Linked DNA regions of Mus musculus: all the other regions are linked to region 1. A link is a loop called in an ENCODE intact Hi-C map of the cell type or tissue named here. Cell type or tissue: left cerebral cortex. All regions are shown on one strand. Region 1 has its middle 7.7 kb from the start of Gm38627. Region 2 has its middle 8.8 kb from the start of Olfr66. Region 3 has its middle 2.8 kb from the start of Olfr557. Region 4 has its middle 8.2 kb from the start of Olfr572. Region 5 has its middle 6.5 kb from the start of Hbb-bt. Region 6 has its middle 3.0 kb from the start of Olfr586. Region 7 has its middle 3.9 kb from the start of Olfr633.

Region 1 (4,000 bases):
AGCTGAACTATAGATAAGACCTCAGTGAGGGGTCTGTAACAGTTTCCCGGTTTCTCTGACCCTTCACTGCAGCCGGTAGGCATCTGATGGATAACTGAGGCAGATAAAAGCTGGCCACTTCTGTCTTTATACTGTGTCTGTCCCTGTACTCTCTTAACACTTGTGAGTCAGACCCTGCTCAACTCTGCATGTAGACATGTCGATCACTTAAAATGTTTATTTTCCCAGATGAGAATGCTAGCACACACATTTAATTCCAGCACTCAGGAAGGAGTCAGAGGCAGGTGAATCTCTGTGTTCAAGACCAGCCTGGTCTACAAATTGAATTCCAGGACAGCCAGGGCTACACAGAGAAACCCTGTCTTGAAAAACCGAAAGAAAACTTTTTTCCAAAATTGTAATTTAGAGTTATCTTAATCTGTTTGCTGTTTCGAGCTTCGTATGTGTTTATTGGCAACTGAAGGACATACAGTTTGATCATATGGCCCATACCAAACCTGAGGCTACTATCCCTGTACATGGCAATGAACTGCTCAGCAGTTCTGGTTTCAGTTGGAACTGTAAGCCTGCAAACCCTCAGGCCAGATTGTACCCAGGAAGGAAAGCACCTCCACTGTGCCCATGAGCAATGGGAAATTAGCAAGCATTATTCTACCCCACCTCCAGATCAATAAAGGCTTACTGCCCTTGATCTGTGAGCAGCCTGATACCTGCCTCCAGTAAACTGAAGTCAGGCAACTGGAGCTGGTGGCTCAGGAAAGGAGCCTTGCCCAGCTCCACAATAAATGCCTGAGTCTCACTTCTACTGTTCCCACAGACCAGTAACTTCCTCTTTTTCTGCAAACTCAGAATAGGGCGCTCACCAGGCATTTAATCTGCCAGCACCCGAGTCTTGAAATACTCAGCCTCCAAAACTGTGAGAGATGAATGATAGTGAGCCACTGGGTTTGTCGTGGCCAGCAGAGCAGACGAGGTGCTATCCTCAGACAGACATTATCCCTCCCCAACCCAGTCTGACAGAAGCACAGACATTGAAATCCCTGCGTGGTGGACTTCAGGTCTGAGATTAGCTTGTAGCACTATTGCTTTCTAGTCCGAAGGGACAAAGACACCGAACTGGGGGGAGAGGGACAGCTCTGCGGTAGATCCACACCCTGCACTGTAGAGAACAGAAAGACACAGGAAGCACTACCCTATGAGTGTTGATCCTAGCAAGTGAGTTCCAGAGAATTTAGCCCCTTTTCAGAGTCATGGCCATCCCAAGTAGGCCTGGGTTCTCTGATGGGGCTAACAATGCCAAATACAGGTTTAAAGACTGGAGGAGGGAAGGGGGGAGAAGGGGTGTAGAGGTTGGGCTTTTGTTTCTTGTTGATTTGGTTGTTGTTTTGTCAGCGGTGGGGGTCGTTTAGTTGGTTGGTTTTGGTTTGGTTTTGCTTGTTTATTGATGCCAGATCTCCTGTATCCCAGGCTAGTATCAAACTTGCTGTGTAGTCAGGGTTGACTTTGAACTTCTGATCTACCTCCACCTCTGCATTGCAAGCACGTGCCTCCACACCCTAATATGTGATCTTTTGACATCCTAATTTTAATTTTCCCTTGGTAAGGAGAAGAGAAAGATTAACTGGATTTAAGCTAGAACACAGCTGAGCATTGAGAAACACAGCCTGCTGCCAAGTAATAAATAAAGCTGAAAAAGTGAGGTGCCCGGGCATGTTCACCCAACATCAGCTTTCCCTACTGCTCCATCAGCCCCCGCCTGGTTCCAAGTTTATCGAGTTTATTTTAAAAGCTTAGAGAGAAGAATCGGGAACGATGTTTGGTCGTGGAGGAAACTGAGCGCACGGGTGTCTTCCAGTTTCGCGCTCACCCTACAGGCTCGTTCCGTGGACTCGGGCGCCCCCACGCGGCGGCACGCACAAGCCTCGGGCGCCCGGGTCCTGGTGACAGAGCCACCAGGCACCGCGCTCCCAGCTCACAGCCTTCGGCCGCCCTCAACCCCGCCGCTTCCCACGGGCCTCGTCAGAGCATGGGGACTTAATGTTTACGAGATCGCCAGGCTCCCGCGGGCCGCTGTGGCGACAGCCAGCCCGCGGCGCTAACGAGCCCCAGCGGAGCGCCGCGGAGGCCCGGCTTTGGCAACCTGGCGCAAGCCTGCCGTGGCCGCCTGCAAGCAAGCTCCCAGTGCCACCCACGGAAGCCGAGGTCGCCACAGCCACACCAACGAGTGGCCAGGGAGACCGAATCTAGGGTTTCCGGTGTTTTGCTGGCCCGATCTCCAGATCCACCCCTCCCGGTCCATTCAAAAGCCTTGACCACTGAACCCTAGACCCTGGCCCAGTAATCTCTCCCCAGTGACCAGTGGTCAGGCGGAAAAAGGAGAGAGAGTAATCATTATATCTCATCCTGGGGTGTGTTCAACTTATTCTCCAAACTGACAGCGCTGGGGGTCACCTACTAACTTCTGGGCAAGAGCCACACATCAGAATGAGGATCAATCATGACTTGTCCCCAGAAGAGAGTGAAAGGCTCACATTTACAGTCTGTGTGCCAGGAACTGTGAAACTACTTACATTAATTTCCTCAGTCCTAACAACACTGCGATAGGCCCTGTTGTACATACACAGTTGTTCGCATTTCAGAGAAGGAAACTGAGACCTAAGCCCACATGGTGACCCTGAGACCCAGAGACCGATTGAGGCAAAACAAAAGCTCTCCGAGCTTGGCTCGGTTAAAGACCATCCTCCACTACGTAATCAGTTACAGTAGAGGCTAGCCTGGGCTATGTGAGACCCTGCCTCAATTTTTTTTAAGGTGAAGAGAGCCTTGCATTTTTCCTAAGTATCTTCCAGGACACACACACACACACACACACACACACACACATATACGCACGCACGCACGCACGCACGCACTACACAGGAAAAAGCTCCATGGCCCTGCAAGTTGAGAACCACTTACTTAAGCTACCCTCCTCAGCTTTGGGGAGTAGTAGCTGACAATTTCTTTTAATCAGTTGGAGTCTTTCCGAGGGGGACAGATGTTTCTCTTGGTTTAAGTCTGGGTTTTGATGCTTACCATAGCAGAACTTCCTCTTTCAACATACACTAGCATCCTGTGGCACTGTCTGACGGAGTATACTTTGGGATACGTCTCAAATGTTCATAATGACAACATTTTCTGGCCATTTTCCTGTGCACTAAGCACCATCGCATGTGCCAATCTACCCCTTAAAACTCCCTGGATAACTTGGGGGGAGAGAGAAAAATTCAGAGCTGAGAATGCTATGGGTGGTAACGAAAAGCTTCCGGGCTGAGGGCTGGGGGCATTGCCACACTTGCCTGCTACTGTCATTCTCCCATTTTGCAGAATGAAACTGATGTGCAGAGCCATGACATCACTTTCTCTAGGTCATAGTCACGCTAGTGAGTGGACCGGGACTCAGGCATGGTGTGGCCAGGCCTGTGCTGGTACTTAGGACAGCCTCCATGCTGCCCCTCCACCGTACTTGCAGGGTTAGGGTCCTCATCTCAGGGCTGAGTCCTCATGAAAGCTAGTTTTCTGTGAGAGGGTCTCTTCTCCTTCAAGGGCCTCCCCCTTCTACCTGTCCGTCAAAACCACCATCACAGACACCCCCGTAGGTGAAGAAATGGGCACAAGATTTGAGTTTAAACAACTCCTTGTTGGATTCTGGCACCACTGTTTACAGTCTGGTTGACTTTAGGCAGCTAATTTGGCCATCAGTTGCACTGAGGAGAATCTAAGCAACCTCTGCTACCTTATGGGACCTGAGGTGGACTGAGGTCATCATTGTGAGAACTCAGTAAACCCTGTTTCACACCTTTCATACTTCACTCTGGGAACTCTTCCCTGACTGTCTCCACCCCATCTCTCTACAGGGGGCTTGAGGCTCCTCTGCTAAGGGAGTACCCCACCTCAGCTTGCCACACCCTTGATCCTGAAATAATGGCCCTGTGTATCTGAATCCTCCAGTAAAAAATAC
Region 2 (4,000 bases), 1.4 Mb before region 1:
CATCCATTAGCTGACTGTGAGCATCCACTTCTGTGTTTGCTAGGCCCCGGCATAGTCTCACAAGAGACAGCTACATCTGGGTCCTTTTGATAAAATCTTGCTAGTGTATGCAATGGTGTCAGCGTTTGGAAGCTGATTATGGGGTGGATCTCTTTTGTCTTCTGAGAGTCCTTCTTTTACAGACTTAATCTGCCACGTGGACAGTTGTCCTTATTAACAGTCACTTCTCCTGTTGGTGTGGCAGACATTTGTTACTGTACCTTTCTGATCTGTTCTGTGATATGCTAGTTCAAACGACTTTTCTTTTCTTGAACCTATTACTGACCCTATTTCTCCTGCTTCCATGTGGTCATGGTCCTGTTAGTCTCAAGTTATGTTTAGATTAATAATTGATGTGGCCTTCTGCAGAAGTTTATTATTGTGGTGAGATAAACATTGCAAATAACTGTTTTGTGTACACTGTGCAGGTGATTTTGTTTCCTTATTTGAAAAGTATCTGTAAAGCTTCATTTGGCTGTGTCAGTTTCACTTTAGTACAGTAAACAGGAGGAATTTCTTCCAGTTGAATATGCCACAGCCTGTCAGTCTGCACATGAAGGGGCCTGAGTGGTCATCAGTGAAGGATGAGAACTTGAATGCTGATCACAACAATAAAATCAATGACAAAACTCGAGATGGCTTGCTTTTATTAGTAGATTCTATTAACTGACTCATATCTGACAAAACTAGAGAAAAAGAATGAGGCGTTTTCACCACTAGAGGGAAGACAATTATTATGGAGCCTACAGACCTAGGTGTGTGGATTCTCCAGCGAGGACAATGGTGAAAAGACCACTTGCCAGTAGGCGTCATTTTCATGGTAGAGGAACAGGACACTTGCACGTTCTGCCTACCTTCTCTATTCCCCACAATGTCTTCTGAGAATATGTCAGTACTTCCCTCTTTACAATACTTAAAGCCAAATCAGTAAAATATCACCTTGGATTTAGCAAATGCCAGAAACTTTCAAATGATTTTTAAGTGTTAGGCAGTCTTTATTTTAGAAAAGCAGAAAGAGAAAAGTTACTTTTAACTTAGTGTAGTAGAAAGAGACATTTCCCAAGAGGCAAACTAAGTACTGGGTTCTTTGTTAACCACCCTCCTTTTCTTACACCCCCCACATCTATCTCCCCCTACAAGTCTCCTCATGTTCCCAATTCTCAAGAAGTATATACTATATATTAATATACTAAGAACTAATGTCGGGTAACTGAGGCTACCACCCTCTGGATAGAGGAGTATGTCTGAAAAGATATAGTTGCTATATGAATCTATATTATTGTATTGTTTTATAATATGAACTGATTTTCCAGTTACATCCAGTTCTTTAAATATTCTAAGTTGTAATTTACTCACTTGGAAAAAGAAAAAGAAAACAAAACACTGTAAACATTTGTGAGGATTAAGATGATACACCTAAAACTTTCAACAAACACATGGACTGACACACAGTAGGTACTGTCAAAATAATGTTGAAATAAATTGAAATTTCTTAACTTGTGCAAGGTTGTTCTATATTATATCACAAAGTTTATGTTTTAACACTAGGAGTCACAAAATATTATTCTAATATTGGGCTGGAGAATTCCATGAATCACAAAAGTGATTAAGTTGTCTAATGCTGTGGATTTTTCAAAGGCCTGAACTCAAACCGTTTTGATTTTCTTTTCATATATTACCCTCCCAATATGTCAATGTTCTGCTGTGTGTTTGGGGATTATTGTTATTGGATTTTTGTGAAATGCTGAAACAAAGAGAGAACAGGGTCTCCAACAAAGGATCCCATGATCAGTTATGCCAAGCTCTGACAGAGCCTTGCCTTCAGTTGTATCCTCACTTCTGAGACCACAGGACTCCAGCAGATCGTTCCACACCATGATCTCACAGACAGTTCTGAATGAACTCATCAGGTCTCAAAACCAAGAAGGAGGATATCAATGTGAGGAGATGGTACTGATGAGATTCAGAGAAAGACAAGACAGAATGAATGGGTGGGACAGTAACTGGAATGCATTATATACTTGAATGGATGTTTAAAAGAATACATTTAATTTAGAATAATTTAAAAGGAGAATTGCAATATAGCAGAAGGACGAGAGAGGGCAGCAAAGTTGTGTTCACTTTTGTTCCAACAACTTCCACTTCTTCAGAGTTGAGTACACATTTGCTATACTGCATTATAAACTTTGAATTCATGTTCACAAAAAAAAAATCAATGACAAATGATAAATAGACAAATAGATGATAGGTAGGTGGTAGAAATTTAATAGGTAAATGATGATAAATGTAGGTCTTTAAAATTAACCCCCTTGTTTAAAAATTAATGTGTTTTTGAGACTTTCACATATGACTAGTATATCTACATCATCTCACCTTTCCCTTCCTCCCAAATTCCTTTCATGCCTCCCACCTCTTCATGAATGCATAGTCTTTATTTCTGTGATATGTATAAATATTCTATATGAATCTATAAATATAAATGAACTCTGCATCCATTTAGTGTTCTTCATATAAAATGCCTCTGTTATTGATCTGAAGTATCTGCCTTTGACTTAATTCAATGGTCTCTAATCTATATTAGATATAAAAATTAATCAAAAGACATGAAAACAATTTTTGACACATTAGCTTCACAGGTGGTTTGTTTTAAAACATTTCACTAGAGTATGGACAGAGCACAGGTTTCAACGTCTCCTTTTTTCCCCGCTACACCAGACATCCAAACTTTGCAATATATTTATACATGTTTGTAAATACATTCAACTCAATCCAAATACTACCGGCCTTGGGAGTAAAGAAGAGTTTTAAACATGGTCAACAAGGAAGAGAGCGAGTCATACTTCAAAGGCATAGATTAAAACTTCTCCAGCCTTCTGTAACCCTGAAAATCATTTCCTTTTTGAGATCAGACAAATGGTTGGTGCTTTTTACATAAGGCCACTGTCAACCTGTTGTAGTAATTTCCCATTAGGCTGTGCTTTGAGACACTTGCTCTTTCCAGGACCTCTGCCTTGCCACAGGTAAACTGCATCTGCAAGCCTTTTATTAGTCACTCACTCATAGTCCCAACAGCTGGAAAGACCAAATGTTTGTCATTGACAGGAAAAGAGTGTCTTTATATTTTTTTGGTTATAAAAACTACATTTTGATTTACATCCAATACTTTCTCCAGCCCATTTTGGCGTATATAAATGATGTGTGGTTTCTCCAAATCACCAAGGTAGTACCCGGAATCAGGCACTAACATCACCTATCGAAGCACATATACTGGCAATTAATGATTGTTGAGAGAGAGAATTAAATGAGTTTCTTGATTGCTTAGCCAGTCTGAAATGGGCAACTTTAGGCACATTGCAACATCTCTAAATGATCTCAGTTAGATGTGCTTATAAACTTGTATATATTATACACAATTTGCATTATTTATAAAGTAATAATTAATGACTAATATGTCAATAATTTGGAAATAAGTGGGATATATTCAAAAGGAATTGGAGAAATTAGAGAGGCAAATGATCTAAAAATTATTAGTATTTGAAATTCTCAAAGAATATACAAGATTAAAAGAGTAAAGTAAAATGCTTCAATGTATTTCCTGAATTTTTATGCCACATGTCATCTAAAGATGTTATTATACATTATTTCATTGTTGCTCACAACCATTGGATTATTTTATAGTATTTCTATGCTCTAAACTTATTTATTTACATATTTTTATGTGTTTGAGTGTTGTATGTATACATGGGTGTAACTAGTGCCCATGGTTGTCAGAGAGGGCATTGGATACCATGTAACTAGACTTACAGACAGTTGTGAGCTAGCACACTGGTACTTGAACCAAACTCAAGTCATCTGCATGAGCAACAGGTGCTCTTAACCACTGAGCCATCACTCTCCAGTTCTAGTATTTCTATATTTGACAGAAAGCACAGGTTCAAAGATATTATTATTGTTAATGCCT
Region 3 (4,000 bases), 180 kb before region 1:
GCAAACACCATCCACCAGGCGCTGATCCACTGCCCACAGAGCCAGAATTTTCAGGCAAGGCACACAGAAGGCTGTTTTGAAAAGTGATTCCTTTGCCCCTAAGTGATCACTCTTTTCCATTAGAGACAACTGTGGAAACCTGTTCTGATGTTCTAAGGACTGGGGAGATGAGGAGGAGGAGGAGGAGGAGGAGGAGGAGGAGGAGGAGGAGGAGGAGGAGGAGGAGGAGGAGGAGGAGGAGGAAGAGGAGAAGGAGGAGAGGACATTAGCATTCCAGGTGACCACCATAAAGCAGAACAGAATCACCCATCAGGATGTCTGTGTGAGAGGTCCATGATTCCAAACCATGCTTGGCTGGGGCGTGTCACTGGAACCAGACACAGTGCAGACACAGAAAGAGAATCAGTAAGTGCAGCCACTGCCACAATCAAGTGACTACGGAGTCACCTCTTCTAGCTCTTCCCCCCAGTCAGTTCATAACATCCCAGGCTCAACTCTCTCCTCTGCACACACACCACTCTGCTACATACCTCTGTCCCGAGACACAAGCATAGAACATACCAGTTGGATGATGCTTCTACCTTGACAACCTTGTCTTGCCCCCAATAAAACCTCTCCCAAACCTATGTCTCTACTCCAATCTACCTTCCACACCACTGCCTCTGAAAAGCACAACTTGAGGTGTCAGGCTTCTGATTACAGAGTTATAGGTGATGCCCCTAGGCTTCAAGACAAAGTCAGACCCCATTGTCTGTTAACAAAGGACTTGATGATGAGGCTCAAAGGTTACTTTCTGGCCCGGCTTCTGTCTTCTCTGTTCCTTTTCCATTACCAGGCACTACCTGTACCTCCAACACGACAATATGATGATCTCTTTCTCTCTGTCTGTCTGTCTGTCTGTCTCTCTCTCTCTCTCTCTCTCTCACACACACACACACACACACACACACACCACACACCACACACCACACACACGCATGCATATAGCACACCCTTTACGTTTTACATTATTTCTAGTAAACTAGTTCTAGTTTCCCCTTGCCTTGCATCTAAAAGGCAGAAGGCTGGAACTACTGGAGAATTCTTTTCTTTTCTTTTTTTTTTTTTTTTTTTTTTTTTTGGTTTTTCAAGACAGGGTTTCTCTGTGTAGTCTTGGCTGTCCTGGAACTGACTCTGTAGACTAGGCTGGCCTCAAACTCAGAAATCCACCTGCCTCTGCCTCCCACGTGCTGGGATTAAAGGCGTGCACCACCACTGCCCGACAAGAGTCCTCTCATAGAGATAGATAATAATGTGAACTGTCCTCACAGAGACAGAAGAAATTCCTCTCTGAGCCAGTTACTGGTCACAGTCTCCAATCCAGGCTACTGTAACTTGGAAGGGCTGCTTGATGACAGACTTCTCCGAGCAGCCAGGCTGTCCAAATGCACCCTCCATGCCCTGCGCAGTCTCTGTGGATTTGCCAAAGCCAAGACAAACCTCCCTTCGCTGTCTCCCTTAAGTCTGAGCCAAAGCATGTCCATCATCAGCTCTGCTACCTAAATATAGATTGTCTGCTGGCCTTTGGGAGCGCCAGTAGAGATGAGTGATCTGGGACCCAAGGTCTACTCAAACCCCTAAAGAGAGCTGAGCCCTGACTCCTACACAATTCTTCTGAGACCTTTTTAGGACAGTGGTAGAGAGGATTTCTTGCTGTGAAGAGGAGAAAATAAATGACAAGGATGGAAAAGAGTAAATACTGGACTGGAGGGACAGGCTGGCACCAAAAAACACAAACCACAAAATACTTGTAACAATGCTCAAGGAGCTATGTCCCACTTTGGATGCTGCCCTCTTGTGGCCATGTGGAGGATTTGCAACCTAGGGCCAAAAAGTTCATTCTGGGTTACTTCTGATCTCTTTCCACTGCATTACACTTCCGGTCAGCTCCTTTTCTGTACTCTTTCTTCCTAGTATGGTCAATCATGGCTCTTGCACAGCATAGAGTAGAGATTTGAATGAAACAGATTTAGGCTACCTCAGCATGTAGTGAGAAATAAAAATACACTAACAATTCTCCTGTGAGTGTTATTGATCCTTTGTCACTCTAAACAACTAAGCAAGAAGACACCCCATTAAGATGGTGTTGCAACTTTCAGAGGAAAAATATTCATTAAAAAGGAAAAGTGTAAAGGCTAAAAGTATAAGGGTTGCTTTGAGAGCTGTTAAGATGGGCTGGTGGAATCTTGAACACAGCAGCATTCCAAGTAGGCAGAGAAGAAATGCAAAAGTGGGTGTGGTCGACCCGTAATATACCTGTATGTGAACAACGGTGGACTGGACAACTCTCTAAAAATTAGTAGCTCCCAAGCTCACAAAGATGCCTGTTTAATGCTTTGAAATACACCATAAACAAATGTTATCAGGATAGAACTGGTAACGAGGCTGTCTGTCCTCATTTCTCATGTTGGTGAGTTCCTTCAAAGCTGTGGCCCATGTGTTCCTTCTCTTTTCTCCCTCTGTGCATTAGCCTGAACAGTTTTACTTGCCCCATAGCTTCAACACCCAAACAGGCAAGGTTTTTCTCCTATGTTTGAGACATAGTGTTGTCTATTAGATGTAGAAGTCCCTCAAACACCTCAGGTTCAACACTTACTCTATCATTATTCTTAGTTCCTGCCAAGGTGTTGATCATTTGCAGATTAAATTCAGATACTCACAGAAATGAGAGGCCATTACAGGAAAGCCATCTGTGTTTAAGGAATACCTAAAGCATACTTGAAGGAAATGTTTAGACTTGCAGAAAGGACACAAAGGGTTGATCATTCCAAACAGCAGGAGTTTGTGCAAAAGCTTAAAAGTGGATGGGAGCAAAAAAGAAGTGCATACAAGCATGAGGACTTGAGCCTCAGATCCCAGAGACACAAAGCCTTGAATGTGCCTGTGGGCATCTGAAACCCCAGTGCTCTTACAGAAAGGAGGCACGCAGAGACAGGAGAGTACCTGAAAACTTATGGGCCAGCTAATCTGGCACACAGAGAAGCAGATGACAAGGGACCCTGTCTCAAACGAGGTAGAAGATGAGACAGACACCCAAGGTTATGCCCTCTTTCTACCACATGTGTATAGTGGCACATGTGTGCCTATACTCACATTCACAGAAACATAGACCATAGATAGATAATGCTAACTGTAGTCATATGACCAGTTACAGAAATGAGGAGTGTAAATGTCACGAGTGGTTTTGTCCCATTTTGTTAAGGATGTTTGTACATGTATACATATGATATATGTGTGTGTCTGTGTGTCTGTGTGTCTCTATGTGTGTCTGTGTGTGTGTTTAACATCCATGTTTTCCTTCTTTTTTATTAGATATTTTCTTTATTTACATTTCAAATGTTATCCCCTTTCCTGGTTTCCCCTATGAAAACCCCCTACCCCCTCCCACCTTCTCTTTCTTTGTTGGGTCTTTGTGTGGTTTAGGTATCAGAGTAATTGTGGCTTCATAGAACTAGTTGGGTAGAGATCCTTCTGTTTCTATTTTGTGGAATAGTTTGAGGAGAGTTGTAATTAGGTCTTCTTTGAAGGTCTGATAGAACTCTGCACTAAACCCATCTGGTCCTAGGCTTCTTTTGATGGGAGACTATTAATGATTGTTTCTATTTCTATATGGGATATAGGAGTGTTTAGATCATTTATCTGATCCTGATTTAACTTTGGTACCTAGCATCTGTCTAGAAAGTTGTCCATTTCATCCAGATTTTCCAGTTTTGTTGAGTTAGGCTTTTGTAGTAGGATCTGATTTTTTTTTCAATTTCCTCAGTTTTTGTTGTTATATCTCTTTTCATTTCTGATTTTGATAATTTGAGTACTGTCTCTGTGTCCTCTGGTAGTCTGGCTAAGGATTTATCTATCTTGTTGATTTTCTCAAAGAACCAGCTCCTGGTGATGTTGATTCTTTGTGTAGTTCTTTTTGTTTCTATTTGGTTGATTTCAGTCCTGAGTTTGATTATTTCCTGTC
Region 4 (4,000 bases), 410 kb before region 1:
TCTAGATTTCTTTATTGCATACTGATCTACGTATTTATTTCTTTCGCACACCCCTAGCTACTATGGACTTACAGAACAGTAGGAGCCAAAGAGTGTAGTTCCTTCCAATTTACCTCACTTTTTCAAAATTTTTTTTCTATTTTTGTTCCATTGTTTTTTCTTATATGCACTAGATGCAACTATTGACAACTATAAAATATTGGGTGGGGTTGACCATAATCTCATTAAATTGTAAAAAATATTACAGATAATTTATTTTAACTATGTTAAGATTTATAAGATATGAACCAGTTCTGCTTTCAGCCTTTGTCAGAGAAGTTTCTTTATGAAGAATGCACCAATTAGTGCAAACACCCATAACAGCTAAAAGGGCAAGAACCAGGGACTGTGACCTGGTCATCCCCAGACCTGCTGCAAAGCTAGAGAATATCACAGAGTGAGAACAAAAGATTGTAAGATACAAAGGACAGGAAGAAAGGCTGTGAAGTGTTATCTACTGGGTGTAACACGGTCATTAAAATCAGCAGCTGTTGCTACATAGAGAAGACCTTCATCACACACAGACATATACATGTTATGTTCACCCACATGCATACATATGTATATACTATATGCATAAAAATAATGTGGTACATTTACACAATGGAGTACTACTCAGCTATTAAAAACAATGAATTTATGAAACTCCTAGGCAAATGGATATACCTGGAGGGTATCATCCTGAGTGAGGTAACCCAATCACAAAAGAACTCATATGATATGTACTCACTGATAAGTGGCTATTAGCCCAGAAACTTAGAATACCCAAGATACAATTTGCAAAACACATGAAACTCAAGAACGAAGACCAAAGTGTGGACAATTCACCCTTTCTTAGAATTGGGAAAAAAACTCCCATGGAAGGAGTTACAGAGACAAAGTTTGGAGCTGAGACGAAAGGATGGACCATCTAGAGACTGTCACACCCGGGGATCCATCCCATAATCAGACTTCAAACGCTGACACCATTGCATACGCCAGCAAGATTTTGCTGAAAGGACCCTGATATAGCTGTCTCTTGTGAGGCTATGCCAGTGCCTGGCAAACACAGAAGTGGATACTCACAGTCAGCTATTGGATGGAACACAGGGCCACCAATAGAGGAGCTAGAGAAAGTACCCAAGGGGCTAAAGGGGTCTGCAACCTTATAGGTGGAACAACAATATGAACTAACCAGTACCCCCAGAGCTCGTGTCTCTAGCTGCATATGTAGCAGAAGATGGCTTGGTCGGCCATCATTGGTAAGAGAGGCCCCTTGGTCTTGCAAACTCTATATGCCCCAGTACAGGGGAACATCAGGGCCAAGAAGTGGGAGTAGGTGAGTAAGGGAGCAGGGGCAGGGGGAGGGTATAGGGAACTTTCGGGATAGCATTTGGAATGTATATAAAGAAAATAATAATTTTTTAAAAATTAAAAAAAATAACAGTATGAAGTTCACCATTTCCACGCTCTCCCTAATCTCTAGTGTGAACTTTAACCTGCCTTCCCATGTGATCTATTGAGTGCTTAAGGTAGGGCATGGAGGTAAAAACAGAAGTACTACCAGAATGGTAACTGTAGTACCACAAAAAGACAGCAGGGGGAACATGAGACTGGTAAAAGGGTTGAGAGAGTCTAAGAAGCTCTAGACTGATGATTGATGGGCTACAATATCACTGGAGGGAAGAAAGAAATATTTTCTCAAGGGACCATATATTATCAAAAAAAATATACAAGGGGTACAATAAAAGCACACAAGGTACATAAAATAAAAATTTTAAAACTCTATAAAAGGATCAACATAAAACTCCAGAAACTTTAAACATACTGGAGGACCCGAAAGAGAACAAAAATAAAATCAGGATCATGATGCATCAAATAAAAGAGAATATTAGAAGATCCAGGTGTAAATAATACAAAAATTGAAGGCTCATTACAGAGACCCAGGTGCACACTAGATAAGACAGAGCAAATAGTCATTAGAAATCTTGAAAATCTATACATTAGGAATCTTGGATTTAGAGTTACAAAATTGGAAAGAAGTAAGTAAATAATTAAATTGATTCATAGACTATTACCAAATAAATAAATAAAATACACATGGTATTATAACTATAGCAAGAGAAGAGAGAGAATGGAGAAAATCTATAATCTGAATATTAAAATACCCAAATCTTATGGGGAAAGTAGGCATATAAATTGAAGAGATTCTAATACTTGAGTTAAGATAAACAAAATAGAACCATGCTGGCCCCTTTATAATGAAACTAATTCAAAGAGAGAGTAGAACTGTGAAGATGCCTAGAAACAGCTAAATTCAGTCGAGGCTGTTTTCACATGATCTGGGGGATCCGAGGATACATTTCCAACCGAAATCTTGCTTTGAATCAATGTTGTAGATGCTGAATGAGAAAGGTCCAGAAAGAACAAGATAACCACAACGATCCTGTTAAACAAGAGTAATGTGCTCAGCAACTGTGTCTTCCGAAATAGGTGAAATTGGAGTGTTCTTAGAAAACAAAAACTGGACTTGCTTTGTAAAAACTTCTAAAAGGAGCCCTTCAAGTTAAAATGAAAGACACCAAAGAACAATATGGAGCTAAACAAAAGTAGGCATTTTTGCAATAAGACAGATTTGGACAATTATGTTAAGCTGCATTATTGTAATTTTGCATATACAGTTAAAATAATAGAAATATTTAAAAATGCAAATCCAGATCAATGATTATAATATATGAGAATAATGGTGACATCAATCTCATGAAATGAGAATGGGTTACTTAGGGATGAATTTTTATCCAATTAAAGATATCAGCTTAGCCGGGTGTGGTAGCACACACTTTTAATCCCAGCACTCGGGAGGCCAGCCTGGTTTACAAAGTGAGTTCCAGGACAGCCAGGGCTATACAGAGAAACCCTGTCTCGAAAAAACAAAAACAAACAAACAAACAAAAAAGATATTAGCTTATAGTACAAAATCCTACAACTTTCATTATTTTGTATTTGCGTTATAAACCAAATTTAAAGATCTATAGATAACATGGGCCTGGATATGAGAATTTTGCAAGTTTGCGAAGTTAAGGCCAATTGATTCATTTGCAAAATGTTTAAAGTGTAATCGGCAAATCTGATAGCAGCCTCCAGGTCCTAAGGGTCACACCATTTGGAGGGTTAGATAGAGAGGAGCTGTGATATGCCAAGGATTTTTGTTACTTGGGCTGGTGGAAGGAATTACTGGGACAAAGGCACTGCCAGAAGGTTTGGGGAAGAAGAGGAGCAGCGATGGCCTTGTCCACAATAGGTACCCAAGTTATTTAGAGGGATATAGGCTGATTGTGTTAAGGGTGCAATGAAAAATCCACACCCCAGGGTGGGAATGGGCATGCCTGGTGACATGCTACCACCTACCAAGAACTGGGGAAGAGTCTACCGAGAACAAGACGGGCAATACACATGTGAAAAGTCCAGAGAAGAGAAAGGAAAAAGAATCCCACCACTGGCTCCGAAGAGTCAGAGAATCTAGCTGATTTTGAGGTGTACCTTAGGTAAACATGATTATAAACATACAACTACATGTATGTAGAGTCAGAGATCAAATCACACTTGGGATTAATAGCATGCTGTAGCACATTTGGGTTGATTCTGACCTCAGCTTGAGGAAGCAAAGCAAAGTGAATAAGCATCCCTGAGGAGACTGGACCTGTGACCTGGGTCCTATTAGCACCATGTGGTGCCACACTGTGCTAATGGCAATTAGTCAAAACCAGAAGCAACAAAACCAAAAGGGGTCCCCTAGGAACAAACCAGAGACACTCTCTGGGGCTCATTATCCACTGTCTGAAAACAAAAGGCTAGGTAAATAATGTGATAATGGTCAAAGGCCAGACAGGTCAAGGGGAGATGGGGCAACTAGGCCTATTGGGACTATGAATATCAGAGTAGTGTGGGGTGGACTGGGGCTTGCTCCTCTCATTTTGAAATA
Region 5 (4,000 bases), 1.3 Mb before region 1:
CTGGACCCTTATGATGAATTTTACTGCACCAAGAATATAACTGGAAACAAGTTTTTTTTTCTCTCTTCCTTCCTCCCTTCCTCCCCTCCCTCTAATTATCTCATAGGTATATATATTTCAAAGCCCAAGAATGAAGGCAAGATTTTTTTTTTTCAATTGAAGTAGTAACTTCACACCAAACAGCTACTCTCTTATCAGCAAAGGCAGTCCTCAATGTGGTGATGTGTTGATATGAAAACACTATTCATTACAACTTCCTCTTGACATAATTTGTTGATTCAGTGCTCTGAAGTACGAGAAAGAATAAAGGGGAAAAATCTAAAACAGAAATACCAGCCACACAGAATAAGGGTTGGGGAACTGAAATGTTGATAACTCAGGGGATCAAAAGACTGGGTCACAAATAGAAATGAAAAGTAAGACACATAATTTCATGATCCAAGGGCACACGTTTTGGGTAAATTTTATGTAAAACATTTTAAATTAAGGAGAAGCGTATTATGGGGGAAATCTGTATTTGGCATTGAATTTTAATTTTCTCTCATATTAACTAATGTTTTTATTATACAAATTTTCAAATTTTCCCTTTTCTTTTTTGTCTATTTGTAAATGTCACAAGAATTTCTAAATGTAATACCAAGAAAAGAAAATGTGCATTAAACATTGCTGATAACCTAACTAATAAGCGTTAATGAAGATCTATTTAGCCTAAAATGTTAGGGTCCTGATTTGGCAAAACCCATAGTATCCAGCTGATTATTCATTCCCATGTTGACATCATTTAGGAGAGTAAAGTAAAGATGAAGAAAGAGCAGATTAATCATAGAAATACAAAATTTCTCTTTTATATGAAATCTAAGTAAAATTCATTCTTTATATGGAAATGAGTCTTGCATTTGGGCGGGCAGTCATACACTGCACCAGAGGCATAGCTATTCATAGTAATACATAATGTAAGCAATTAAATATATGCAGTGGCATTTAAACAAATTAGAGCTTCTTTGGCAAATGGATGGATCTGGAGGATATCATTGTGAGTGAGGTAACCCAATCACAAAAGAACACACATGATATGCACCCACTGATAAGTAGATATTAGCCCAGAAGCTCAGAATACCCAAGATACAATTCACAAAACATATGAAACTCAAGAAGAAGGAAGACCAAAATGTGGATACTTCATTCCTTCTTAGAAGGGGGGACAAAATACCCGTGGAAGGAGTTATAGAGACAGTGTGGAGCAGAGACTGAAGGAATGACCATCCAGAGACTGCCCCACCTTGTGATCTATCCCATAAACAACCACCAAACCCAGACAGTATTGTGGATGCCAACAAGAGATTGCTGACAGGAGCCTGATATAGTTGTCTCCTGAGAGGCTCTGCCAGTGCTTGACAAATACAGACGTGGATGCTCACAGCCATCCATTAGACTAAGCACAGGGTCCCTAATGAAGGAGCTAGAGAAAGTACCCAAGGAGCTGAAGGAGTTTGCAGCCCCATAGGAGGAACAACAATATGAACTAACAAGTTTCCCCTGAGTACCCAAGGACTAAACCACCAGTCAAATAAAACACACAGAAGGACTCATAGCTCCAGCTGCATATGTAGCAGAGGATGGCCTAGTTGGTCATCAATGGAAAGAGAGGCCCTTGGTCCTGTGAAGGTTCTAAACCCCACTATAGGGGAATGCCATGGCCAGGAAGTGGGAGTGGGTGGGTTGGTGAGCAGGGGGAGGGAGAGGGTATAGGGGGTTTTCAGGGGAGACCAGGAAAGGGGATAAGATTTTAAATGCAAATAAGGAAAATATCTAATAAAAATGAAAATATCCAATAAATAAATTAGAGCAAGAACTGACCTTCAATTATTTTTACCTTGTAAATTTGTTTAATAAGCTTATCAATATTCTAGGCATCTTTAATATTTTCTGATGTTTTGCGTGACATTAAAATAAATATAACCACTAATTTCTTATAATTAAATGAGAAAGAACATTCACACGTGGATGTCATGGGACTGGTATTGAACCTTTCACAGTTAATCTAGCCAGGTGAGTTAATAGAGAGCACACCGATTTTCTATTTCAAGAAAAATGTCTTTCTGGGCTTTGGATGTTGTTACTGGCTGGGTTTGTCAGAGTGAAAAGTGGATATTAACTATGATAGCAGAATAAAGGGGTGAAGGATGCCTTGCCAAGATGAAAATAACAGAAAGAGTATACAGGATCTTAAAACAAGCCAGGATGTGAGCTGTACAAGTTTTGAGAGCTCTGAGGCATGTTCTCAGTCAACCTCAAGGGGGCAGTATTGAGCTTGGAATTCAGTATCAACTCTTGGAGAGGTAATTTTTAATGGATGGGAACATTACAGAAAGTTCTTGATCTTATCTTTTTTATAATAGACCAATCACAGATGAAGGGCATGCCTATGTACCAAATGGCTCATCTTCTCTGCCTGACGTACAGCTGGCAGAGTTTCCCAGAGTTTGTGGGCTGCCTCTTCACTTTATTTGCAGTCTCCATTGCTGAAGAGAAGTGAAATTTCATTGGTACTCACTTGTCAATTATTGGTCTGGAGAACCCAGAGTCTTATTTAGAATGTCTGTCTCTTGAAGTGTATCTTCTTTCCTTTAGAGATTTCAGGGCTTCCGGGTTTACACTAAGCTGTCTGATAAATTTGAAGTTGATTATTTTTTTTTTTTTTCTGTATGAAAGAAAGGGTCAGGTTTTGTTCTTCCATACATAGAAATCCAGTTTCCTGAAACCATTTGCTAAAAATCTGTCTTTTCTCCAGGGAGAGATTTTGGCATTTTTCTCCATTAAAAACATAAGGTGGTTAGTTCATATTGTTGTTCCACCTATAGGGTTGCAGACCCCTTTAGCTCCTTGGGTGCTTTCTCTAGTTTCTCCATTGGGGGCCCTGTGTTCCATCCGATAGCTGACTGTGAGCATCCACTTCTGTGTTTTCCAGGCCCCGGCATAGCCTCACAAGACACATATATATGAGGGTCCTTTCAGCAAAATCTTGCTACTGTATGCAATGGTGTTAGCATTTGGAGGCTGATTATGGGATGGATCCCTGGGTACCTCCGGAGCTCATGTCTCTACCTGCATATATATCAGAAGATGGCCTAGTCAGCCATCATTGGAAAGAGAGGCCTCTTGGTCTTGCAAACTTTTTTTTAAAATATTTTTTTATTACGTATTTTCCTCAATTACATTTCCAATGCTATCCCAAAAGTCCCCCATACCCTCCCCCCCACTTCCCTACCCACCCATTCCCACTTTTTGGTCCTGGCGTTCCCCTGTACTGGGGCATATAAAGTTTGCCTGTCCAATGGGCCTCTCTTTCCAGTGATGGCCGACTAGGCCGTCTTTTGATACATATGCAGCTAGAATCAAGAGCTCTGGGGTACTGGTTAGTTCATAATGTTGTTCCACCTATAGGGTTGCAGATCCCTTTAGCTCCTTGGGTATTTTCTCTAGCTCCTCCATTGGGGGCCCTGTGATCCATCCAATAGCTGACTGTGAGCTTCCACTTATGTGTTTGCTAGGCCACTGCATAGTCTCACTAGAGACTGCTATATCAGGGTCCTATCAGCACAATCTTGCTAATGTATGCAATGGTGTCAGCGTTTGGAGGCTGATTATGGGATGGATCCCTGGATATGGCAGTCTCTAGATGGTCCATCCTTTTGTCTCAGCTCCAAACTTTGTCTCTGTAACTCCTTCCATGGGTGTTCTGTTCCCAATTCTATGAAGGGGCAAAGTGTCCACACTTTAGTCTTCGTTCTTCTTGAGTTTCATGTGTTTTGCAAATTGGAACTTATATCTTGGGTATCCTAAGTTTCTGGGCTAATATCCACTTATCAGTGAGTACATATCATTTGAGTTCCTTTGTGATTGTGTTACCTCACTCAGGATAATGCCCTCCAGGTCCAACCATTTGCCTAGGAATTTCAGAAATTCATTCTTTTTAATAGCTGAGTAGTACTCCATTGTG
Region 6 (4,000 bases), 610 kb before region 1:
AATCTAATCTGTGATGTCAGAAAATCGCACAGAATGAATCAGTTAAGGGCTCATGCTGTATGTTAACTTCTCACATCACCCCTCTATATATTTACCAGTTCAAAGAATCAGCTTTGCACATTTCTTGATTTAATATATAATATTGAGATATTAATGTAAACATCAAATATATCCCTGCTTTTACCAAGTTGGCAATATCTGTCTTGTCACACATGTCTGGGGAATCATTGGAAACTTAGTGAGTGACCTTAGAGGTCTCTGCACTTCCTACTTTGTCACCTCTCTGATACTCCTTCCCACTGTGTCTGCTCCTCTGTCCCCCTTTAGTTATCAATTTTCCCTTCACTTCCCTCTTGTCCTTCCACATGCCACTCTGAGATTCTAACATCATCCATCCCTTTGTGTCTATCTCTGGCACATTTTCCTCCCCTCCTTGGCCCATGAGCTTCCCATCACTGCTGGAATATTAGACTTCTAAACTCACTGAAAACCACAAGAGACTCATGCCTCCCTACAACCAAAATAAATGTGCCCATCTGAGCATGATTGCTTGAAACTAACTACTTATGCACATTGGCTTTGGAAACAATCAGCCTGCTGTTGGATGCTTCCTCAAACATAATTTTAAGTGTAGTTCAAAAACTTCAGCTGATAATGCCTTACAGCCAAAATCTTAAAGTTACTCTCAAAAATCTTAATTAAATAATACAGCAAAGCATGATGGTTTACACCTGTAATCTCAGCACTCAGGAGGAGAGGTCAGGAAGATGAAGATTTCAAGGTCATTTTCACAACATAGTGTCTTAAAAGCTAGCCATGGCTACATGAACTATGTCTCAAAAATCATTTATATAATACATTATATATATTTAATATATTATAATGTATTTATATAATACATTATAATATATTAAACAAATTTCTAATCTATACTTCATTCTTTCATAAGTCAGTAGACTCAATTTGTCACATGTTTTTGTCAGAAAAAATATTAAAAGTATAAAAAAACAAAAACAGTATAAAGTAGAATACATCTGAGATATAACTTTTATATAACCAATAAGTTTTACATTGCTATTTTTTACTCCAAGCTAAAACTAATATTTGTGAGATTTTCATATATATATATATGTGTGTGTGTGTGTGTGTGTGTGTGTGTGTGTTATTTATAAGCAATATTTTATACCTCTGGCTAGCATTACATAATTAATGTAAATACTCTAAATGAATTCTATCCCTATTGATTTAGAAATAATTGAAGTGTCTACACAAATTTAATATTCTGTAACTCACCAAAACAGAGAAACTAATTTAAATGTTTTAGGTAACTAATAAATGAGACTGCCTTAACACAATTGGTTTGAAATAACTGTTGTGCCTACTTAGTTGTCTGCAACAATTAAAATAGGGGCATAGTATTTTTTTTCTATTTAGTTGTCTTATTTATTAGTTGTAAGACAATAATGTACCAAATGGATTGTTTAAAAAGTAATAATCCTACCTAAAGACAAATGTATGGATATAAGATCAGTAAAAGTGATTGCTTAAGTTTATTACTTACCACTAAACATGCACACCAAACTTGATATCAAATCAAAAGCCCATGAACTTTTATTTTGTAATGTTTGTCCTACACATATACATTGTAAAAGCGGTTAATAGAGAATTACCCGGGATTATGGCTAAGTTTAGTGTTATAATTTACATAACTAAAATACTTTCTAAATTATTCTGGGTGTTTTGCAACCTTCAAATTATGCTGTCTTAAATGAACAGGTATTTGATAAATATGTAGAGAAGAACACATTCTACACTTTGTGTACTTTAAGCAACTTACCTTTTTATATAGTAGACCAAACTAAATAGTTGAAATGCATTTATACCTCACTGAAAAGCCATGATAAAAAGATTCACATGTCTCCATCAATTACAAAAGTATCAATAATGAATTTTCTAAGCTATTACAAAACTTTAGTTTGTGATGTTTCCTAATTATCTTTTTCCTATGTTTCTCTGTAAAAGAGTAGTTGTTGATGGTTAACAACTGTAACTATATGCAAAGGGAACTAAGCAAAAAATAGTAGAAATGCTCCGTAAAAACGTATACAAAGGGCCTGTGGGTATATCTCACTTAATGTTGTACTGTGTGGCATGTAAAAGCATGGGTTTGATCCTCTCTGTCTCAGTAACCTAATGTGTTAGTGTGCACTGGGTGGCGCTGCAATCCCACTCAGGAGGAGAAGCTGGAAACTGCATAGCAAATTCAAGGCCAGCATGAGTGGACATAGCCTGCTGCAAACACCAAAAAGAAGGGTGGGGAGAGGGTACAAAAGGGATTCCAGGGATGGTATCTGGGGCTGAGGGGAGAAAAGCAAAAGGGAGAAGAATTGTAATTTTAATATAATTAAAAACATTTTTGAACTCCCTGGGGCCTCCAGTCTCTTGAGGGTTAGAAGTACATCATCTCTGAATGAACACAGACCCAGCAGTCCTCTGCTGTATGTATGTTTGGGGCCTCATATCAGCTGGTGTATGCTGCCTGTTTGGTGGTCCAGAGTTTGAGAGATCTCCGGGTTCCAGATTAATTAAGACTGCTGGTCCTCCTACAGGATCACCTTTCTCCTCAGCTTCTTTCAGCCTTTCCCTAATTCAACAACAGGGATCAGCTGCTTCTGTCCATTGGTTGAGTGCAAATATCTGCATCTGACTTTCAGCTGTTCGTTGGGTCTTTCAGAGGGCAGTCATGATGGATTCCTTTTTGTGAGTGCTCCTTACCCTTAGTAATATTGTCAGGCCTTGGGGTCTCCCCTTGAGCTGGATCCCAGTTTGGGCCTGTCGCTGGACCTTCTTTTCCTCAGGCTCTTTTCCATTTCCATCCCTGCAGTTCTTTCATACAGGAACAATTATGGGTCAGAGTTTTGACTGTGGAATAGCAACTCCATCCCTCACTTGATACCCTGTCTTCCTGCTGGAGGTGGGCTCTATAAGTTCCCTCTCCCTTCAAGATGAAATGTCTGGCATTTCATCTAATATCCTTCCCTTTAAGTCCTGAGAGTCTCTTACCTTCCAGATCTCTGCTGTATTCTGGAGAGTCCCCCACCCCCACCCCGCACAACCTCCTACCTCCATATAGAGGTCAGGTGGGTGGAGAGTGGGGAACATACATGTGGAGACAGGGGGTGGGGAGGAGGTATAGGATGTGTAAGTCAGATGGTGGGTGGGAGGGGGAAATATAGAGCATAAAAAATTAATTTTAAAAATATTGTTAAGCAAGTCATGCTCCAATAAAATTAATAAATGTCAATGGAAAAAAAAACATTTTTGAAGTTAAAAAAAGCATGCAAGGAGAATATAATGTGTCTTAAAAAATGAAAAGAATGAAATATTTAATTTTGTTCAGGGAAGAATAAAATGGAATTTTTTTAAAAAAAAAAAATTATAATGCTTTGGTGTGTTCCAAAACAAGAAAGCAAAAGATTTGAAGGGATTTTTTTTGAAATATAGTAAATCTGTAAAACCAACTTTAGAAAAGAAATTTTAAGTGCTATTAAACTGACTTTATATTCCAATGGCTGACTTGATTAAAATTACCTGTTGGTTTGAAGTTGAGTAAGTTTTCTTTCTGGAAGGATAAGAAAATTCAGACTATGTTAGGGACAGAGAGCAGAGGGGGACTCACTCAAATCTGGAGGTATCATAAGTGAGAATCAAGCTCTTAGATCAGATCACATTCTTGAAAAGCTATTCAAAAATCAATTGATAGAATCAACATAGTGAACATGGCCATTTAACCAAAAGCAATCTACAGATTCAATGCAATTCTCATAAAAATTCCAACACAATTCAACTTCATATGGAAAACAGAAAACAAATCAAAGCGAACAAACCAGGACAGCTAAAACAATCCTCTACAAGAAAAGAACCTCTGGAGGAATCACCATCCCTGAATTCAAGCTGTACTACAGAGCAATAGTGATAAAAACCACATGGGACTGGTATA
Region 7 (4,000 bases), 1.4 Mb before region 1:
ATGTGTCATGAAGGCATAAAGTATCTTTCATGATGTGGAGAATGGAGAAATAAAATGTATGAGGGGCAACTCAGAACAAAAATTACAGGTTCAGGCTTACCTGTAGATTCTCCATCCTACTGATGCCACAGCTGGGAATTCCAGGGTAATACCAACCCCTCTTGTGTGATACCACTCACTTACAGTGTGGTTGGCCTCAGCTTGGTGTTTAGCACACTAAGAGGTACTTCTATATATCATGTCAAAAGAACCATACCTCTCTTTCCACCTCATCTTGTTGGTCAATCTCCCTAGTGATATAGGCCAACCAGCCTTTGAAGATTGTCCTACCTCTATGCCTACAGGAATAATTAGGCCAAGAGGAGAGGGTCTCAGGGGTATTGTGTAGGGTTCAAAGTATGAGAAAACAAGAACAAGATGTGTGTGTGTGTGTGTGTGCTTTTACAAGCACATGCAAGTGTGTAAGTTTATGTAAACATAAGTTAAAATGTGTATTCATGAGCACAAATGCTCTGTATACATAACAGTAATATTTATGTAAAATTTTAGTTGGAAGTTTACATAAATTTATGATCATGTACACCACATTTTATCACATATTTAAATGTATCAATTGAATATGTTCATGATTTTATATATGCATGCGTGCACTATATTTCTTTACATGTGCATATATCTATATAATTCAAAATATTTAAGAACACATAGTATGAATAATAATATTTAAATGTTAACATTTATAGATTTTGCTAAATATTCTAATGTTTATCCCTGTTTTAATTTTTTTTAATAAAAATCTTAAATTCACTAGACAGAGTACCTGTGGGCACAAACATGTTACCTTTTGCCAAACCAGCTAAGTATGATTTATAAAGCTATTTGGACTTGTAGCTTACATGCAGACCTAAGCTCTTTTACCTAGGGCCTAGGTAAAAGAACTTAAGGACATGCCAAGGGCACACAAGAACCTACAGGCTTGACATATTTAATGATTCATGCTCTCCATTGCTTTACTCTTGGTTTCAAATTTTTCTTTGCTATTCCTCTTGTTGTCCACACTTCCAAGGGTATGGAATCCTTGTTAGGAACTATATCATCAAGCTTTCTTCTGGGTTGGTCACACCAACTGCAACCTACTCAAAACACTGATAAATATTAAAATGGTTTTAAAAATCTCTGAGAGGTTAATGACTCCATAAAATTGAGATAACACAGTACTTATAGTTTTGAAGGACAGAATTACTGTGGAGTCTTAGACACTCAATTGCATAATCTCTCAAATAACAGGCAGTTCTGGGCCATTAACAAGTAGGTAGTAGATTAAAAAAATATGAACACATCAGGAGAACAGATAATTGACTAGATAAATAAACAGCTGCTCTTTTTGATTCACATCTGGATTATAAATTAAAGAGATAAGACGAACCCAAGAGTTTAGGTCTAATTTAGGTAATAGGCAAATGTACAGAATGGGCAGAAAAAAAAAAAACCAACAAAACAAATGAGAGACACCGGTGAGCAAAATCTGAAGCAGGAAGAAGTAGGAAAAGGGACTCATTCGTAAACTATAATATTTGAAGGTTGACTGAATGCTGAAACCACCCAGACTCAGCTGTCATTTCTCCCACAATAGAAAGACAAATGCGATGAGAGGAGACTAAGTAATTCACCATGGGTGGACAGGGAAGGGCCAAGATTTATTCTTTGAAGACTGTTGTCACAGATGTGACCAGGAGAGGGCAGCAGAGGGTTGCCTGTTGGAGCTGACTTGCCAGATGTTTACAGCTACAGTAAAAGTTGGAGGACAATCAAGATAGATCCTTTTTGTGAGCACATCATAGCATCAGTAATAGTGTCAGGCCTTGGGGCTTCCCCTTGAGCTGGATCTCAATTTGGGCCTGTTGCTGGACCTCCTTTTCCTCAGGCTCTTCTCCATTTTGTCCCTGTAGTTCTTTCAGACAGGAACATATCTGGGTCAAAGTTTTTGACTGTGGTATGGCAACCCCATCCCTCCACTTGATGCCCTGTCTTTCTGCTGCTCTATCTTGACTATCCTCCAAAAGACCCAACAAGCAGCTTAAAGAGTCAGATGCAGATATTCACACCCAACCAATGGACAGAAGCTGCTGACCCCTGTGGTTGAATTAAGGAAAAGCTGGAAGAAACTGGAGGAGGGTGACCCTGTAGGAGGACTAGCAGTCTCAAATAACCTGGACCTCAGAGACCTCTCAGACACTGAGCTACCAACCAGGCAACAGACACCAGCTGATATGAGGCCCCTAACACATATACAGCAGAGGACTACAGGGTCTGGACTCAGTCAGAGAAGATGCATCTAACCCTCAAGAGACTGGAGGTCCCAGGTTTGGGGAGGTTTGGTGGGGTAGGTGTTGGGGATGTCCTCATGAAGACAGGGGTGGGCAGAAGAGGTATGGGAACAGTCACAGGGTGCACAGGGAGGAGGATGAAGTCTGGACTGTAAAAAAAGGATTAAAAAATCTGAGAAAAATTCTAATGTAATAACTGAATATAAAAAAAGTTGGAGACTAGTGGCTGGCTTGTTTGCTGGTCCTCTGAGTTATGGTGTTAGCTTCTGAGGTGAGGGAACAGTGTGTTCTACATTTACTTTATATATATATATATATATATATATATATATATATATATATATATATATATATATATATATATATGTCATGGGACACAGATGACATGAGTATCAGATCTTTACTTAAAACAAAAAGCTTGACCCAGAATGTCTAACATGACGACTGGTTTAAAACAATATTTCATACAGGTAATCTATATTGAGCCTTTGTCTGACATTGTTTGTCTTTTGTCTGTTCCTCTTTGTGCTTTCCCCACTACCTGAACCTTGAATGAAAAAAGTGCAGACTGTCTCATTTGCCAAAATACAGGAAACTGAGATGCTATAAATAAAGTCTACCAAGAAAAAGTTGGGCCAAAATCATTTATTATGATTTTAATAAATATAAAGTTAGCAAGTAAAGTCAGCTTTTACCTCACTGTGACATTTAACTCTTTCAAATGCAAAATCCAGACACCTGCTTTCATATCTGCTACATTACCTTATTTAATTGTAATGGATTTTTTTTATTGTTTTACTCACTCACTTTACATTCCACTTACTGTTCCCCTCCCACTCACTCCTCCCTCAATTCTTCCTTCCATCCCTCTCCCCTTCTTCTCTAAGGAGGTGGAGACCCCCCCCCCCGTATCCCCCTTTCCTGCACATCAAGTCTCTGTGAGGTTAGGTGCATCCTCTCCCACTGAGGCCAAACAAAGCAGCCCAGCTAGAAGAACATATTCCACCTATAGGCAACAGCTTTTGGGATAGCCTCCACTCCAGTTGTTTGGAACACACATGAAGACCAAGCTGCATATCTGCTACATATGTGCACGGAGACCTAGGTCCAGCCAATGTATGTATGTTCTTTGGTTGGTGGTTCGGTCTCCAAGAATGTGTTGGTCTTCCTATGGAGTTCCTATCCCCTTAGGGGCCACAATCCTTCCTCCTATTCTTCTATAAGTCTCACCAGCCTCCATCCGCTATTTCTCTGAGGGTGTCCACATCTGTCAGAGTTGGCTGCTGGGTGAAACCTCTCAGAGGATTGCCATGCTAGACTCCTATCTGTATGGTTCAGGATTCACAGGTCTGATGAAGGTGGGTGGAGAGATGAAAGGAGAATGGAGATCCCTCTGGGATAGCAGGCTGCTTAGGGCAGCTTGGCTTGCTCCAGAGCCTACATTATCTTAATTCATAAGGTTTGCTATAGACGTTCCTCTTTCAGACAGAAAATGAGCCAGATCATTAATGATGTGATCTGGGAGACTGCATCTGAAAAGCAGGTTTTAATGAGAGACAGGTCCAGGACAGCTCAGGACAGCCTGGCTGTGAGTTAGACGAGGATGGGGAACACCATAAGGCAACAATCCAGCTTTTATTTTGGGGAGGGGAGCTATGTATTATTGCTCACTG

What was found. Hi-C counts contacts between places; a loop is a spot of excess contacts. Peaks named below come from ENCODE experiments on the same cell type or tissue, not always from the same donor. Only the 100,000 strongest peaks of a DNase experiment are listed, where the experiment ranks them.
Region 2: it touches region 1 in a loop (8-fold over the local background); 8 of 42 quality-filtered maps call a loop at or near these places.
Region 3: a loop joins it to region 1, with 3.0 times the contacts of the local background. A loop is called at or near these places in 9 of 42 quality-filtered maps.
Region 4: a loop joins it to region 1, with 14 times the contacts of the local background. A loop is called at or near these places in 40 of 42 quality-filtered maps.
Region 5: a loop joins it to region 1, with 9 times the contacts of the local background. A loop is called at or near these places in 5 of 42 quality-filtered maps.
Region 6: a loop joins it to region 1, with 3 times the contacts of the local background. A loop is called at or near these places in 3 of 42 quality-filtered maps.
Region 7: it touches region 1 in a loop (13-fold over the local background); 8 of 42 quality-filtered maps call a loop at or near these places.

The regions. Positions count from the first base shown.
Region 1 is chr7:102,511,179-102,515,178 of GRCm38, reverse strand. It overlaps the pseudogene Gm8556. Among named protein-coding and RNA genes, the nearest start is that of Gm38627, 7.7 kb to the right of the region's middle. In left cerebral cortex, a CTCF peak has its summit at 1,909; a DNase peak (open chromatin) is centred at 1,936; H3K4me3 peaks cover 755 bases; H3K27ac peaks cover 303 bases.
Region 2 is chr7:103,871,408-103,875,407 of GRCm38, reverse strand. No RefSeq gene overlaps it. Among named protein-coding and RNA genes, the nearest start is that of Olfr66, 8.8 kb to the left of the region's middle. In left cerebral cortex, CTCF peaks have their summits at 743 (motif pointing right) and 2,141; a DNase peak (open chromatin) is centred at 2,136.
Region 3 is chr7:102,693,416-102,697,415 of GRCm38, reverse strand. No RefSeq gene overlaps it. Among named protein-coding and RNA genes, the nearest start is that of Olfr557, 2.8 kb to the left of the region's middle. In left cerebral cortex, a CTCF peak has its summit at 1,844 (motif pointing left); a DNase peak (open chromatin) is centred at 1,838.
Region 4 is chr7:102,917,441-102,921,440 of GRCm38, reverse strand. No RefSeq gene overlaps it. Among named protein-coding and RNA genes, the nearest start is that of Olfr572, 8.2 kb to the left of the region's middle. In left cerebral cortex, a CTCF peak has its summit at 1,610; a DNase peak (open chromatin) is centred at 1,609.
Region 5 is chr7:103,805,375-103,809,374 of GRCm38, reverse strand. No RefSeq gene overlaps it. Among named protein-coding and RNA genes, the nearest start is that of Hbb-bt, 6.5 kb to the left of the region's middle. RefSeq lists an enhancer at 143-307. In left cerebral cortex, a CTCF peak has its summit at 2,288 (motif pointing right); a DNase peak (open chromatin) is centred at 2,299.
Region 6 is chr7:103,117,808-103,121,807 of GRCm38, reverse strand. No RefSeq gene overlaps it. Among named protein-coding and RNA genes, the nearest start is that of Olfr586, 3.0 kb to the left of the region's middle. In left cerebral cortex, a CTCF peak has its summit at 2,201; no DNase peak of the experiment used is centred here.
Region 7 is chr7:103,940,684-103,944,683 of GRCm38, reverse strand. No RefSeq gene overlaps it. Among named protein-coding and RNA genes, the nearest start is that of Olfr633, 3.9 kb to the left of the region's middle. In left cerebral cortex, a CTCF peak has its summit at 1,740 (motif pointing right); a DNase peak (open chromatin) is centred at 1,736.